Linked DNA regions of Mus musculus: region 2 is linked to region 1. A link is a loop called in an ENCODE intact Hi-C map of the cell type or tissue named here. Cell type or tissue: heart. All regions are shown on one strand.

What was found. A loop is a pair of places that touch in the nucleus more often than their neighbours do. Peaks named below come from ENCODE experiments on the same cell type or tissue, not always from the same donor. Only the 100,000 strongest peaks of a DNase experiment are listed, where the experiment ranks them.
Region 2: it touches region 1 in a loop (5-fold over the local background); 9 of 42 quality-filtered maps call a loop at or near these places.

Annotation. Positions count from the first base shown.
Region 1 is chr11:69,918,341-69,926,340 of GRCm38, forward strand. Eif5a (eukaryotic translation initiation factor 5A) reads right to left here and starts at 3,046. Exons shown (of 6, transcript NM_181582.4): 1 at 2,823-3,046; 2 at 811-996. The coding sequence starts at 975. In heart, a CTCF peak has its summit at 3,459; DNase peaks (open chromatin) are centred at 1,421, 2,321 and 3,101; H3K4me3 peaks cover 4,247 bases; H3K27ac peaks cover 3,756 bases.
Region 2 is chr11:69,976,851-69,984,850 of GRCm38, forward strand. Elp5 (elongator acetyltransferase complex subunit 5) reads right to left here and starts at 4,385. Exons shown (of 9, transcript NM_018740.2): 1 at 4,357-4,385; 2 at 3,364-3,712; 3 at 3,149-3,209; 4 at 2,980-3,060. The coding sequence starts at 3,409. Ctdnep1 (CTD nuclear envelope phosphatase 1) reads left to right here and starts at 4,318. Exons shown (of 8, transcript NM_026017.2): 1 at 4,318-4,735; 2 at 7,404-7,470; 3 at 7,566-7,684; 4 at 7,884-7,955. The coding sequence starts at 4,634. Gm51904 (a long non-coding RNA gene) reads right to left here. Exons shown (of 3, transcript XR_003949710.1): 3 at 7,681-8,000. In heart, no CTCF peak of the experiment used is centred here; DNase peaks (open chromatin) are centred at 3,711, 6,221, 6,751 and 7,781; H3K4me3 peaks cover 4,526 bases; H3K27ac peaks cover 3,827 bases.

The DNA of each region.
Region 1 (8,000 bases):
CTAACACATAAGCCAATCATGGTGACACATGCCTGTAATCCCAGCACTAGAGAGGTAGAGGTGGAAGGAAGTTCAAGTTTGACGGTACCCTGGAGTACATGAGACCGTTTTATTTTATTGGGGAAGTATCTGGGGAAAAGTTTCTTGGACAAACGTGGACAAGTGGAATAGGCTGAGAAAATGAAGCAAAGGAATGTAAAAGATCTGAAGACGATAACCCAGGAGAAGAGCAGAGGGACTGTGCAGTCAGTATGCAAGGAAAACAGAAGAGGAGCACGCCTTATATTTAATGTCAACAAAGGATAGGAAATATAACACAAAAATTTCAACTAGTCAGAAAGTCTAAGCTAAGAGAAAGAATGCCGTCTTAAGTAAACCAAAGAACAGTGGACAGTCAGCAGAAGGTAGAGGACATTGAGATTTATCACAACCCCAAAGGGGAAGCCAGAATTTGAAGGAGCAGCAGCAGTGATTAGAGAATGCAGACTGGAGCACCCCAAGAATGCTGCCTTGGGAGGAGGGGTCCTTGACTGGAGAAATCCTGGACAAGGAGCCCAAGGTCAAGAATAAGAAACTGAATATACAAACCAAAAGAAAACTAGCACAAAGAGGGAGGAAAAAAACATAGCATGACAGGTACCCTACAGAAGAAACTGGGAACAGTTTAGTTTTAAATTGGAGCAAAAAACTGGGTGCTGAACAAAAGGAAAACAGCAAAAGGGGTCAAGACTAGAGCCAACAGTTCACTGCCCAGAGTCCTAGGGGTGTGGGAGCTGCAGGGAAGGCAAGATGTTGAGAGGTGATTCTAACCTTGGCATGGCCATGCTTGCCAGTCTTCGAAGTAGACATCTCGACGATCTTACATGGCCGGCCTTTGAGCACCACAAAACCATTCTTACGTAATGCTGAGCACTGCATTGGGAAGGTGGCTGAGGCCCCTGCATCTCCTGTCTCGAAGTCCAAATCATCTGCCATTTTAAGAGGCTTCGATTCCAACTAAAGCCAAGAAGAGAACTAGGGTCAGTAACGATGGAGGTTAAATGAGATCGCTGATCTATCCCATTCCTCCCTAAAACACTGATCCACTTCCCCTTCATTCATTACCCACCTAAATAAAGTTGCATTTCCTGCTTTGAAACTGGAGTCAAACATATTGAAGAGCTTGAGTATTGGGGGTAAAACAGCTGGGGATCCCCTGGGCCCCCACAATGACATCTAAAGTTGTGGCTAGGGAAAGGAAGCCTCCTGGGAGTTGGGATGCCAAATCCCAGAGATGAGGAAAGGGCTACTTCCCGGGAGCGAGTAGGACTCAGGTGTTACTCGCCACTGAAACCAACCACCCCCTCTTCCCCACACTCTGCCAGGACTATAATTAGGTGAGCAGCAATGAGCCAGCTGAAGGGCGGGGCTAATGGAGGGGTGGAGACGGAGGACAAGGCCCCACCCAGTTGTTACACCACCCCCCCACCCTGTCCACACACAAGCCAGTCATTGGTACAGGAAACCACAAGGCCTCTTTGGGGGATTCCCGCCTCCAACGTGCACTTGCAGATGCAGTCAAGGGAGAGAAAGTAGTTTCCTAAAGGATCCCACTGCCAAACATTTCGATCTCAGTTCCCGAAGGGAACTCAGCCTTTTGTCGATGGCCCTCCCACTTTTCCCAGGATGCACCAGTCCTGTCGGCTTTTCAGGCCCAGCCTGTACAGTCAGTAGAAAGTGAGGGGTGGTGAATGACAATAAAATGAAAGCAAAAGATTCGTAGTAGTAATAGAAATCGTACTAGGCTGGCAGAGTAAAGGACTTTAAAACACAGTAACTCCCAAACAAAACACGACAGGGAAGGCACTGGCATGGTGAAGATCGAAGATCACCGCAGGGGAACTAGAAGCTCACTACTTTCAGGCGCTGTCGGCATGGGCCGAGAAAGAGTTGGGCATCAGTCCAATCGCCCTCAGTTTCCCCACTTTTCCCGGTTTCCCCAGCAAAGCAGTACCACTTACATCTGGCTGGACGTCTCACTTCATATGAAGACTGAGGGATGAGCTCCAGAGGCCCATGAGGCTGGGGAACACTAACATATGCCTGCAACGGGCCCTGCGGGATGAGTGAGACCCAAGGGTAGGGTCTCTCCCGCACGCCAAAATCCAAGGCTCCGGAGAAACCCAAAAAAGACCAGAGCTCCTTGCGCTGAGGGTTGCCGGCTCGCGCCCACCATGTGGTCGCCCGGGGCTTCCGGTGGCCCGGGCCAGGGGGGAGGGGTCCCCGTGCAGCCATGCGGCCCCGGTCAACGTTCGGCCGCATGGCCTCGGACCCCGAGGGCAGCCTCCAATGGGGAACACTTCCGGTGCTACGGCTGCCCCTGCCCCAAAGCTGCGCCAGGCCAGGACCATGCCGCCTCCCCTCCCCCCGCCGGCCGCCAACCCCCTCCACATGCCCTCACCTAACAGCCCCCTCCCCCACCTCACGTGGCCGCGCAGCGCCGGTCCTCAACCGCACAGGAGCCTTTGCCCTGTCTGGGCCGATCTGGCCCCGGGCCCTCGCCCCGGCGTGGCCGCCTGGCGGCCTCTCCCGCGTGGCGGCCTCGCGGCTCGCCGTCCCCCGCCCTGCGTCGCTCCAACGTCACCCGGCCGGCCCCAACCGTCACCCCTCGCGCCAACCGGGCCCTGCACCCGCCTCTCCGCACCTCGCGCCGCTCCCTCACCGAACCCGTGCGGCGACAGCCGCCGCTCCCTTCTGCCCCCCTCCCCGACCCCCGCGTAGTTCCGTCTCTCGTTCGTAGCTCAAACCGAGGTTACGCGCAGGCGCGCCCTGCCCGCTCTCACCTCGCGCGAACGCACTGACTTGACCTGGTCCGCTCGCCGCGAGCCCAACTGCTGCCTCCGAACCCGCTACTGTGCTGCCGCCGCCGCCGCCGCCGCCTCTAGCGCCGCCGCCGCTGCTGCACACGGGTCTTAGTACGCAGGCGCCGACTCCCCACTGACCAACCAAGCAGCCCTATGACAGCCGCGCAAGCGTGCTAGGTAGCTCCACCACCTTCCACCCCCGCACTGCGCAAGCGCATGGACCCTCCCCGATCTCCACCCTCTCTCCCACCTACCCATCGGATGACGCACACACGTGACCCCGCCCCTTTCCAGTCCGTAGTGCTTCCAACCAGTCGGCAATGCGCAGGCGCACCGGGTTTTTTTTTTTTTTTTTTAAATCCCTTCAACCTCTTCTTCCCTCCCCTTGAGCGACAGCTCGCTCTACCGGGCAACCCTTGCGGCTGCGCAATACAGAACCCTGCACTCCACACCCTCCGAAGGAAACGCCTGGGTCTCAACGCATGCGTGTTAGGAATCCTAAACGCCCCTTCCACCTCAGACGTCGTCCCTACGCGGGGTGTTGAAAAGACCACGCCACTGTGCTGCTTGCGGCGTCAAGAACGCATGCGTCTGAGCAGGCGCCACACCTCGGCTTTAACTGGAATTGAACAACTCACAAACACGTTTCTGAGAACCTTTCTAGTTAGGTGTGTGGCTCTTCTCCGAATCGCTGTCCCAGCTCTGCACGTGCTCAAGAGACTGCTTTCCGTGGGAGACTCTGCTCTCACGCTAGTGTGGTCGGATTACAACCATCCCGGCTTCGGTACTTTACACAACTTGTGCGCTATAGTTTCAGTATCCAGAGCTATCCGATACAAGCCACCATCTTGTCTAAACCCTGGTTAGTGTTGATTCCTAAGGTTCGCATAGAAGCTTTTCCTTTCTAAATCCTAAATAAAGAGAACTACATAGCGTTTCCGATTGTTTTCCCAGGTCGGCTTGAGGTTTCTAAAAGGAAATGTCTAATGTTTCTTCCAAAATCAAACTCCCTATGAGAAGAGTGGCTCTGGACCAGGCGACACAGACTTTATTGCCAGATCGCTAGGAGGCTGAGACTTGTTATAAAGCCAGCACATAAAGTTGGTCTTGAAATTTATGATGCCTGTAATCTCTGAGTTTGAGAAACTGGAGCAGGAGAATAGAAAAAAACAAAACAGTGCAATATTAAATTACTTTGACGTTATCTAAAGATGAGCGATCAGGATTCCTACTCCTTAGATAATGCAGGCGTGGTGGAGCACTCCCTTAATCCTGTAAGAGCCAGGTGGGTTCAAGGCCAGTCTGGTCTGTACAGTGTGAATTCTTGACTCAAAAGCAAAACAAAAAAATCTGGTCTAGGAATCTAAACCTTTTTGGTGGTAGTGGTGGTTTTGTTGTTGTTTTTCAAGACAGGGTTTCTCTGTGTAGCTCTGGCTGTCCTGGAACTCACTCAGTCGACCAGACTGGCCTTAAGATCCACCTGCCTCTGCCTCTCGTGTTGGGATGTAAGGCATGCACTGCCACCTATAGTTTTGAGAAATCACTTCAAATTACTGTACTTTTAATTTCTTTACCACTAAGTAAGGATATTAAATGATATCTTAATCTCCAACTTACTGGAACGCTTGCAAGCACTTAATTGGAATTATTACGTGTTTGTGTAGCACAGTAGAACTATCCACCCTATATCTTTCAGTCACTTTTCCTGAATTTTCTGTCGTTTTCTGTGGAATGCCAGCACTGAGAAAGCTGAGATCAGCAGATCAGTAGTTCAAGGCTATGGTAGCCTACATAATCCAATCCTAGCCAGGCACAGGGCCTGCCACCCTCCCTCCCTGTAATTGCAGCACCTAAGGACCCAGAGGCAGAGGAAGGAGGATGGGAAGTTTATGGTCATTCTCTGGGTGTGGTAATACATGCCAGTAATCCTATCTCCTGGCTAAACAGGAAGATTGCCAGCCTGTGCTACATAGTAAAACCCTATTTTAAAATTCTGTCCCAGTACTGAAAAAGATATGAACTTCTGGACACATGTGACAACTGTAAAAGCCAAATGGTGCAAAGCTTGGGGCTAGGGCTATTCAGAGACAATTAGTAGAACTGTAAATGTCACAAACACGATACACAAAAAATATATTAGTGGTTGCCTAATGCAAAGGATTTAGGGAATGGACCATAAGGGAGGGGGAAAGTGGGATGAATCTTTTGGCAGATTATAAAAAAAAAATCCTAGACTTATCAGTCACACACCTCTTCAGGTACTAAAGCACAGCTTTGGCCTGTACTTGCTCGTTTATTTGATGGTACCAGGCAGTTGAATCTAGGGCCAGTGAGTGTTCAGCAAGGATCAAGCTGTGCCTACGTCCCTTACCTGTTTGTTTGTTTGTTTGTTTGTTTGTTTAGCATAATGAAAATAGATTTGGTAATGAAAAGAAAGAACCCCTGAGGTCGGAGGGATAAGACATGAGCTCACTATAGAGCTCTGGCTGTCCTGGAACTCATATAGACCAGGCTGGCTTCAAACTCACAGGAATTCTCCTGCATCTGCCTCCAAGTACTGAGATTGAAGTTATTCACCAACACACTGGGGTCTCCTCTCTCTTTCTTTCAAGAAAGGGTACTGTGTATTCTATGCTGGCCTTAACCTTGTGTCTGAGTGCTGGTGTGTATAGGTGTGAAAATGAACCCAGGTCATCACCCTGCGTGGCGCGTGCTTTACTCCTTCAGCGCACATAGTTTTTTAAATTATGTTTTCATTTTATTTTATTTTTGGTTTTCTGAGACAAGGTTTCTCTCTGTAGCCTTGGCTGTCCTAGAACTCAAACCTTCAGAGGCCAGAGGCCCCAGAGCTGAAGTTAAAGATAACCACAAGCTATCTGACATGGATATTAGGAACTTAAACTCAGTCCTCTGGAAGAGCAGCAAGTACTCTTTAAGTACTGAACCATCTCTCTAGACCTGATTTTTTTTTTTTAAATCTTTGTGTGTGTGATGTGTGTGTACTGGTATGTGTGTGAGTGTGCACATTCATGCACCACGTGTGGAGCTCAGAAGACAATTTCAGCTTAGAGTCTCTGTCTTCCACCCCATTTGAAACTGGGCCACTTTGTTGTATACTGATACATATGGCCTGCTAGCTAGCCCCCCAAGATTCTGGGTTCTTCTGTCTACACCTCCCATCTCAAGTAGGAGCACTTGTATTCAACTCACCGGTTCCCTGTGGGCTCTGGAGACTCGAAGCCGGGTCATCACCCTGTGTGGCGCGTGCTTTACTCCTTCAGCTCACTTAGTTTTTTAAAATATGTTTTCATTTTTGGTTTTCTGAGACAGGGTTTCTCTCTGTAGCCTTGGCTGTTCTAGAACTCAATCTGTAGACTAGGCTGGCCTTGAACTCACAGAGATCTGCCTGCCTCTGCCTTTAAGTGCTAAGACTGTTATACCACTAATATCTGGCTAAAAAATAAATGTTAAAAAACAAACAACAAAGCTGGTGTGGTGGCACACACCTTTAACTCCTACACTCCGGACTCTGGACACAAGGAGTTAGAGTTAGACAGATCTCTGTGAATTCAAGGTCAGCCTGGTCTGTATTAACAGCTCTAGGTTAGTCAGGGTTAACTCTATAGTAAAACTCAGGCAAAAAAGAATTACTAAAAGAGCTGGTCAGTGGTGGCACACGCCTTTAATCCCAGCACTCCGGAGACAGAGGCAGGCGGATTTCTGCGTTTGAGACCAGCCTGGTCTACAAGGTGAGTCCCAGAACAGCCAGGGCTACGCAGAGAAACCCTGTCTTGAAAACAAACAAACAAACAAACAAAAAGAAAGAAAAAGATATCCCAGAAGAAACTGAAGAAACAAAAACTCATGACAGGAATAAATTCAGCAGAAAATAAATGCAGATAAAGTAAGAAAGGAAGGAAGGAAGAAAAGAAAGAATGAAAGGAAGGAAGGAAAGAGAGAGAAGGAGAAAGAAAGAAAGAAAGAAAGAAAGAAAGAAAGAAAGAAAGAAAGAAAGAAAGAAAGAAAGAAAGAAACTGCATTAGCATCCAGGTCCATGAACGTAAGCTGTAATTGAGTTCCCATGATGCTCCTCAGCACACTTTTGGTTTGGATTCTTAGTATGCTTCATTCTAGAAAATAGTTACTTACAAATGTAAGTTCTGCCAAAAGTGATGCTGTGGGTAAGCTATCACGGTGGAGCCAGGGATAGTTGCCTCTGGAAAGAGGGAACCTAGAAAAAAGATGCTCAGGGGGCCTGGGGAGGGGGCAGTGGAGTGTGTGGTTACATGCAAGAGTTTGGAGGGAGGACCCGAAAGAGAGAAATGTTGTTAATATATCATAATCTCCCAAATAAAAAATAGAAAGAAAAAAGATGCTCAGATATTTTAATGGAGCTAGGCATGGTGGTGCCTGTCTGTAATCTCTGCACTGGGAGGAAGAGGCAGGTGGATCCCTGTGAATTCAAAGCCAGTTTGCAGCCTTTAATCCCAGCACTCGGGAGGCAGAGGCAGGCAGATTTCTGAGCTTGAGGCCAGCCTGGTCTACAGAGTGAGTTCAGGACAGCCAGGGCTATACAGAGAAACCCTGTCTGGGGGGTGGGGGGTTCAAAGCCAGCTTGCTCTACATAGAACAGCCGGAGCTACATAGTGAGAACCTGTTTCAAGAAAGGAAGAGAAAGTGAATTAATGAATGAATGAATGAAACAAAAAGAAAAAAACCCTATATATGTTATATATATATATATCCCACAGGACTGTGTTTGACTAATGTGTCAAAATGGCTAACATTGTTTATTGTAGCCGGCACTGGAGTGCACAGCTATAATCCAAAAGGGCTTAGGAGCTCATGATTGTCCTCAGCTACAAAGGGAGTCCAGACCAGGCTGGACTCACCATGGCAACATCAAAACAACAGTAAGGAGAGTTCTCTTTATTTCAGCTTGTGCTTGTAGGAGTTTCCTTTGGTCCACTGTTAGGATTTGAAACATGATATGGTACTGGTAACTTGGCAAAAAAATCTGGTTTTGATATTGTAAATGAAAATGAGTTGGACTGGCAAGATGGCTCAATGGTTAAGAGCGCCGACTGCTCTTCCGAAGGTCCCAAGTTCAAATCCCAGCAACCACAACCATCCGTCACAAAATCTGATGTGTCTTCT
Region 2 (8,000 bases), 59 kb after region 1:
AATCACAGAATCCAGGTTTATACAGTGCAGACTCAGGCCTGAGCAGGCTAAGGAGGCACCCACCACCAACTGAGCCGCGCCTCTGGTCCCTAAAAGAAGTTTATGATTTTTTTTGGTTTTTCGAGACAGGGTTTCTCTGTATAGCCCTGGCTGTCCTGGAACTCACTTTGTAGACCAGGCTGGCCTCGAACTCAGAAATCCGCCTGCCTCTGCCTCCCAAGTGCTTGGATTAAAGGCGTGCGCCACCACCACCCGGCAAGTTTATGATTTTTCTAACAGGATTTTATCTCATTCTAATTATGTGTATATATGTGAGTCTGTGATTATGTGTGTACAGTGAGTATAGATGCCCAAGGAAGCCAGAAGAGGACATTAGACACCTCTGAGCTGGAAATACAGGTGCCCGGTGTAGGTGCTGACAGACAACCACACTGAGGGCCTCTGCAAGGACAGCAGGCACTCTTAACTGAGCCATCTCTCTAGACCCTGGGATTCATTTTTAGTAGTATTTTTCTTTTAATTTTTTAAAAATTGAACATGCATTAGTGGTTTTGAGTGTATTCATGTCTGTGTGAAGGTATCAGATGTCCTTGATCTAGAGTTACAGATAGTGAGCATGTGAGTGCTGAGAATTGAACCCAGGTCCTCTGGAAGAGCCGTCAGTGCTCTTTATCACTGAGCCATCTTTCCAGCCCCTATTATTTTATTTTCTGAGACGGGATCTCACTAGGTTTCCTTGGCTGGCTTGGAATTCACTACGTAGACCAGGCTGGCCTTGAATTCATAAGAGATCTGCCTGTCTCTGCCTCTCAAGTGCTGGTATCCTGTCTTCAAACCACACGAGTCTCTTTACATATGCTACCACGACCATCTGGGTAGTGACAATTGACCCTAGAGTCTGGTAGGTGTGGTGACACATGTCTTTAATCCCAGCACTCAGGAACCAAGGCGGTGGATCTCTGGGAGTTTGAGTCCAGTCTGACCTACAGAGGACTACAATACACTGAAGACTACACAGAGAAACCCTGTCTTGAAAAAACATACGAAACCAAACCAAACCAAAAGCACTGGCCACCACTGCTCAGTTAAGAGATCTAAAGATCGCCAGGGCCAAAAAGGGGGAGTGGGTGGGTGGGTATGGGGGACTTTTGGTATAGCATTGGAAATGTAAATGAGCTAAATACCTAATAAAAAATGGAAAAAAAAAGATCTAAAGATCAATTTTGCTAAACACACGAATTCTTCACTGGATTCTACACATAATGCAAATAAGATGAAGGCTTGGTATCCTGTCTTCAAACCACACGAGTCTCTTTACTTCAATTCTTGAATTAGACTCCACTCACTTCAGCACTTTAGACATGTTAGTCATTTTAAAAAACTGTTTATTTTGGGACTGGAGAGATGGCTCATTGGGTAAGAGCACTGGCTACTCTTCCAGAGGTCTTGAGTTCAATTCCCAGCAACCACATGGTGGCTCACAACCATCTATAATGAGATTTGATGGCCTCTTCTGACACACAGGTGTATATGCAGATAAAGCACCCATATACATAAAATCTATAAATCTTAAAAAGAAAACCATACGTATGTATACATATGTGTTTGTGTGTATAAGTACACTGTAGCTATCTTCAGACACACCAGAAGAGGGCATCAGGTCCCATTACAGATGGTTGTGAGCCACCATGTGGGTGCTGGGAATTGAACTCAGGACCTCTGGCAGAGCACTCTTCTGATTTCTGCAAACACCAAGACATACCCCGGCCCACAAATATAGGCAAAACACTCACACACAAAAGATAAAAGCAAAGAAGCAAAACAAAGCTTTTAAAGTAATTTTGTCTTTCTAGCAGATAATTGTGGAAACATCTCAAGGAAACAATTATTTAGATAACTGTGGTTATTTGTGCCTTTTAAAGAATAAGATGTATTTGCTCTATGTTTATTATTTATTTAGAGACACTCTCACTATGTAGCCCTAACTGGTGTGGAACTCTTCTCTGTAGACCAGGCTGGCTTCAGATTCGAGAGATATGCCTGTATCTCCCTTGAATGCAGGGATTAAAAGTGTGTGCTATTGCCAGCCGTGATGGCGCACGTCTTTAATCCCAGCAGTAGGGAGGCAGAGGCCAGCCTGGTCTACAGAGTTCTAGGACAGCCAGGGCTATACAGAGAAACCCTGTCTCATAAAGCCCAAAAAAGTGTGTGCTATTACAGTGATCTTATGCCATTTTTTTAAATTGAAGAAATCTTATAAATTGGACATGTGGCATGTAACATAGTCACAGCATAGGGGAGGATGAGGCAGGATATGAGGCTGGGAGTTAAGAGGTTACTGTGGACTACACAGTGAGTTGTAACGCAGCCTACACCACATAATGAGATCCGCCCCATAATGAGATCAATTAAAAAAAAAAAAAAACAACAACCAAAAAACAAAATGTCCTTTTCTGAGAAAAATAAAATAAAATGGGCAAAAAAGTTCTATCCAAAGGTTAATTTAGCCTACTACTCTTTGGAATTAGTATGTTCCTTTATCCTGCCTTGTGTTTTCAGTTCAATTCTAGCATCTATAGTCTTGAGCCTTATAATAAGGCCTAGAACAAACCAACTCCAAGGACACTTATATAAAAGATGATGACATCAACTTTAGAAGAAACTCAAGTGTTTCTTGGTTGACTATGCATTAACGTGCAAACATTAAAGCCAGAATGCTTATGTATATACAGCAAACTATCTAAGCGTTTACTGCTCTCTTTTGTTGAGTGAGCAACAGCCTCATTCATGTCCCTTCAGTCAAGCCGGCAAGCTGGTGCTAAAGTCTCTAAAAAAAACCCATCTCGCTAGTCTTTTAATTTTTACTGTTCCAAACCCTACGATACCAGTTTCTCCACAGTATGAGATTCTGTGCTGTCTGTTGAAGAGACGTCCTTAGCAGCTGTAGTCCGAATGAAACCTGTTTTAATGTATACTCACCGGCTGTTGACATCAGAGTCGAAACCTTCGCGAAACTCTTCTTCGCTCACTTCACAGCCCAGAACGTGGACCTGCTCCCCACTAAGGCAGAGATGAAGGAAATATATTGAAGAGTGGGGGTACCGGCTCCCTTTCCGGGAAGGAGAGGAGAAACTGTGGGCTAACTCACCGAAGTGCAGATTTCTTGATAAGAGCCTTCAGGAGACTACGCCCTTCCCACTCCACGGAATCTGGGGAGAGCCAAGGATGGGTGAGACCTACTGAGCCCTCAGGGCTCCGACCACGACTTCCACCCCTAGCTGGGTATCCATCCCCAGCGGGTCCTCCAGGCTCCCGCTCCTTCAGCCAAGCCCAAGGCTACCACCGCATGCCTTGATCCCTCACCTCGCAAAAGCACCAAACCACCGATGGCCAACAACGAGTCCAGCATCTCTGACGCCTCAGGACGCCTTCTGATGTCGTCACCACCGAGGAGGCGGGGCACTTACGATTGCTTCCAACCTTAAAGGACCGCAAAGTCCGGAAAGAGGAGCCTGGTTTTTTTATGCTCCGTATTCTCAGGGGGCTTACACGGAGGGGCCGCTCCAGAGTCTCTGTACACAGTCCTAGAGACAACATCCTTAATCTACTCTTGCACCATGACTGGAGCCAGAAGGGCCGTTGGAACAGTTATCAGTGGGATGGGGACAAGGACAGAGGTCTCACGAGCTCCAATCCCGAAGAAGGTTCGAACCTGGGAATAAATGATGTCACTCGGCCCCGCCCACACGGCGCCTGGCTTCTCTCCAGGTCCCGCCCCGCAGTAACCTAGTGCGCGTGCGTAACGCTGCACCCCGGGGTCAGAGCAGAGAGCTTTCCTTAACTTTCCCCTCCCTCCTCAGAATGAATTGAGGGAAACAGCAATCCCGGGGAAGTGAATACACGTCACTACCGGAAGTAATGTCAGAGGGGAAGAGGAGGAGGGAAGAGAGGAGGGAGCCCTTTGGGCGGTAAAATGGCGCCTGTCAGAGTGGGAAGCCTAGCTGCAGAGGCTGCAGCCCCGCTCCTCAGCGGCTAAGCGATCCTGACCTCGGGGAGGGGGAGGCCACTCCGGCCCAGCGATCCGTGCCCTTCGGCTCCCCCTCCCCCTCCTCCCCAGCTCCTGCGCCCAGGGGGCCCCCGAGAATCGCCGCGGCCCACCGCGCGCCGCCGCCGCCCCCGCCCGCCCCCTTCCCGGGGCAGACCCCTAGCGCGCCTGCGCAGAAGGCCACCCTTCGCTTCCCCCTTCCCCTCCCATCTCCCTCCCTCCCTTTTCCCTAGCCCCCTCCCCCACTGCCCCCTCCCCCAATTCTCCATCCCCTTCCCTCCTGGTCTCAGAGGACCCTGTCCTAGCCCGACCTGTTTCGGCCTGCAGCCCACGCGAAGTCGTCGGTGCCACTTCCCGCTCATGTGGGCCCCCGCGGGCTGCCCACGCCAGTCCCCCAGTTCCCGGTTCCGCTGGGCTTTCCCTTCGCTGGGGGTGGCTTTCTAAGCCACCCACTCCGTGCTCATCTCTGCAGCCTCTCCTGCCGCTCGGGGCCCCCGTTCCCCCTCCCTGCGGCGGGGGGCTGCCCCCGGGGGGCTGGCGGAGCTGGGCCGCGGGGGCCCCGGGGCCGGCGGTGCCGGGGTCATCGGGATGATGCGGACGCAGTGTCTGCTGGGGCTGCGCACGTTCGTGGCCTTCGCCGCCAAGCTCTGGAGCTTCTTTATTTACCTTTTGCGGAGGCAGATCCGCACGGTGAGTTTGCTTGGGTGCTGCCAGTGGTGGGGTCCTCTGTCCGCGGTGCTCGCGGAATTTTGGATAGTGCTGGGCCTCTGCTTTGGGCCTAGGAAGGGAGCCTTGGCCAGAGCTTTACCCGCTGGAGAAGTAGGACACCTTTAAGCAAGGTTCAGCCCTTAATAAAAGAACCATGATTTTTACTGGGTTTGCTTTCTTTCTTAATCTGCCTAAATGGGATAGGATTTGGCAGTTCTCGGGGGCTAGAATGGTGCTCTCCTTACGAAAGCTAGAGTTGTTGCTAAAGAAAGAAGAGGCCGGGAACACCTGTTTGCTGGTAGCCAGAACTATTGATATGGGCTTTGGAAAGACCCTCCTGTTGAAAGTCAGACTCCTTTGTCAGTGGTGTGGGTGGGTAGAAGGGCATATGGAGCAGGAATTGGAACTTGAGGAAAAGCCTTGGGTGTGAAGGAGCTCCTCCAAAAAGGCTCTGGAATTCTCTAGCTTGTGTGTATGGGCTTATTATTAAGACCCTGGGACAGAAAACGATGCTTTTCCAATAGGCATCTTTAGTTGTCAGATGCACATTAAAGTTGGGTGTCTCATTAGACAAGCTGGCTGTTAGCTGGAGAGCTTGCATCTGAAGGTGGGCATGTTTCTCCAGGCGACTCTAGCGATTATGAAGGGATACTTGGAGTGTAGAGACTGTTTGGATGAACCCAGGTATCTCTGGGTTCTCTCCCTCAAGCTTTTCTCCAAGGTAAACATTGTTTCAGCTACCATTCCTCCCCGCCGCCCCTGCCCCCAGCCCTGGCTGTCCTGGAACTCACTTTGTAGACCAGGCTGGCCTCGAACTCAGAAATCCACCTGCCTCTGCCTCCCCAGTGCTGGTATCAAAGGCGTGCGCCATCACGCCTGGCTTACCATCACTTCTTAATGAACATGCCCTCTGGAGTAAATCTCCTGAAGTCAGATTCTGGGGGGAAATGACTGAGTAGCATGCAGGCTTTGGCAGCCCAGGTCAGAATTCCCAGAAGGACCTTGGTGGTTCTGGTAGAAGAGGTGACTGAGGTGGCTTGGACTTCAGTTCCTTCTCTAGCAGTCTGTTTATTTCTTCCACTTCCTGCTTTAGGGTGAGGATTATTTTGGATGGTGGCTATAAGCAGTCCTAGTCTCCTGAGATAAAATAGGATCCATAGGGTGTGTGAGGCTGGCCAGGTGTGGGCCTAACTCCTGAGGTTTTCTTTATGCTCTGACCTCTCATCCTCTTTCTGACCTTGCTCTGAGAACCCTCCCTCTTTTCACAGCTCCTTTATTTATTTATCTATCTATTTATTTATTTTTGAGTGTGGGGACTAGTGTCCAGCCCAACTATGGAAAGACTTCCTAAACTGCGTTCTTCTGTAAGAAATCCCCCGACCCCACAGCCTTTTGTCCTCCCCTCCCTTCCAGGCTGGTTTCTTCCCCACGCCCTCTCTGGCAGAAACTTGGAGCATTCCCTCCATGCCCAGCATGTGCAACCCGAGATAGCAGGGCAGGACACCCGAGCTGTTTCAGCCCTCCTCACAGGCTCAGGGAGAAAGGAAGGGCAGATGCCTTGGGATTAGAGAAGAGTGGGCCTTTTGGTTTTCAGGCAGGGACTGTGTGGCTTAGGACCTAAGGATGGACTGAAGAGCATTTGTATGTTAGAAGAAAAGAGCAGAGGAGGGAATTGCCAGGCTTTGCGTAGAAGCTCTAGGGATTAGGAAATGGCTTCTGGAGAAGTCTTGGAGAAGGCGAGCTGGAAAGCTCAAGGTGGTGCTGTCCCTGTCCCCTCCCCACCGTTCTGCAACAGTCCTCACCTCACTCTGGCTTTTCGCTAGCCTGTTAGCTTAGCAAGTAGAACTTTTTAATGCTTTCTACATTTCCCTGGGCACCAAGATAAAGAGGCTCTTCAGAGATTCACTACAACTTGTGACTTGGCTAGTAGAAACAGAAGCAGACAGGTGGCTGGTTAAAATAGTCCCAGTGGCCCCTAGCCAGAGGAACTTAGCTGACCTGACACCCCTGGATTCCCTCATCTACTGTTCCTCTCGGTGATCCAAGGACTTCCTTTCCTGATTGCTATTCTCTGCCCACTAAGAGTCTGAGGTTCTTGGTTCCCAATGAGAGATGACAAGAGTCACCAATGAAGAGCCCTTGAGGTGAAGGGTTGGTGGCGCTGTGTATGTGTGTCTATTTCTTGTTCAGTTCAGCAGGATAATATCACACCAAGAAATACTCTGCTGTTAAGTCATTATCCTTGGTACAGTGTTTGAGGCACTGGAAAGTTAGGCATGGCTGAGAGGAGCTCACGTTCTCATGGAGGTTTCATTCTAATGAAGGGGATAAGTTGAGCTGTGCTGTCCCAGGCATGGGGGTGCTTAATCCTTGTTACCTCTTTCCTTGTTCTTTAAACAAGGGTAGTGACAGTGTTCCTAACGAGTTGTTTAGTTTTCATGGTGCTGGGAACTGAACCAAGATTGATCCTAACTGTCTGTTAGATAAGTGTCCTACTACTGAACTTCACCCTTGTCACTGTTACGATTATATATGAGGTTCTAATCATGTCCAGTGCCCAGCATATGGTAAATATTCAGGATTTGCCATTATTATAATTAGGAGGATTTCCTTTGAAGGGATTCTAATTCTCGTCTCTCATTATTCTTAGGTAATTCAGTATCAGACTGTTCGATATGATATCCTGCCCTTATCTCCTTTGTCCCGGAATCGCCTAGGTGAGTATGTCAGCCAGGAAGACTACAAGAAGGTGAAGCAGGGCTTCGGGCTGGAGGTCAGTCGGTCGGTGTCATTCCTTCCCATTGTGGTTCAGCCCAGGTGAAGAGGAAGATCCTGGTGCTGGATCTGGACGAAACCCTGATTCACTCTCACCACGATGGGGTGCTGAGGCCTACAGTGAGACCTGGGACACCTCCCGACTTCATCCTCAAGGTGTGTGCAGAGTATGGAACGTTTGTGGCAGTGCTCACTGTGTCCACACATAAACTCTCTCTTCCCAGGTTTAGGGTTAGGGCTTGGCAAGACCTGGCACCAGGGTCAGCCAGAAGGAGAAAAGTAGGGAGTGGGCACGGGGCAGGGCCAGTGTGGCAGTGCTTAGGAGTCCCCTTACCTCTTTGCTGTTCCTCTGCAGGTGGTAATAGACAAACACCCAGTCCGGTTTTTTGTACATAAGAGGCCCCATGTGGATTTCTTCTTAGAAGTGGTGAGTGTGCATGAGCTAACGGCGGCTCCGACTCCCTGGTGAAAG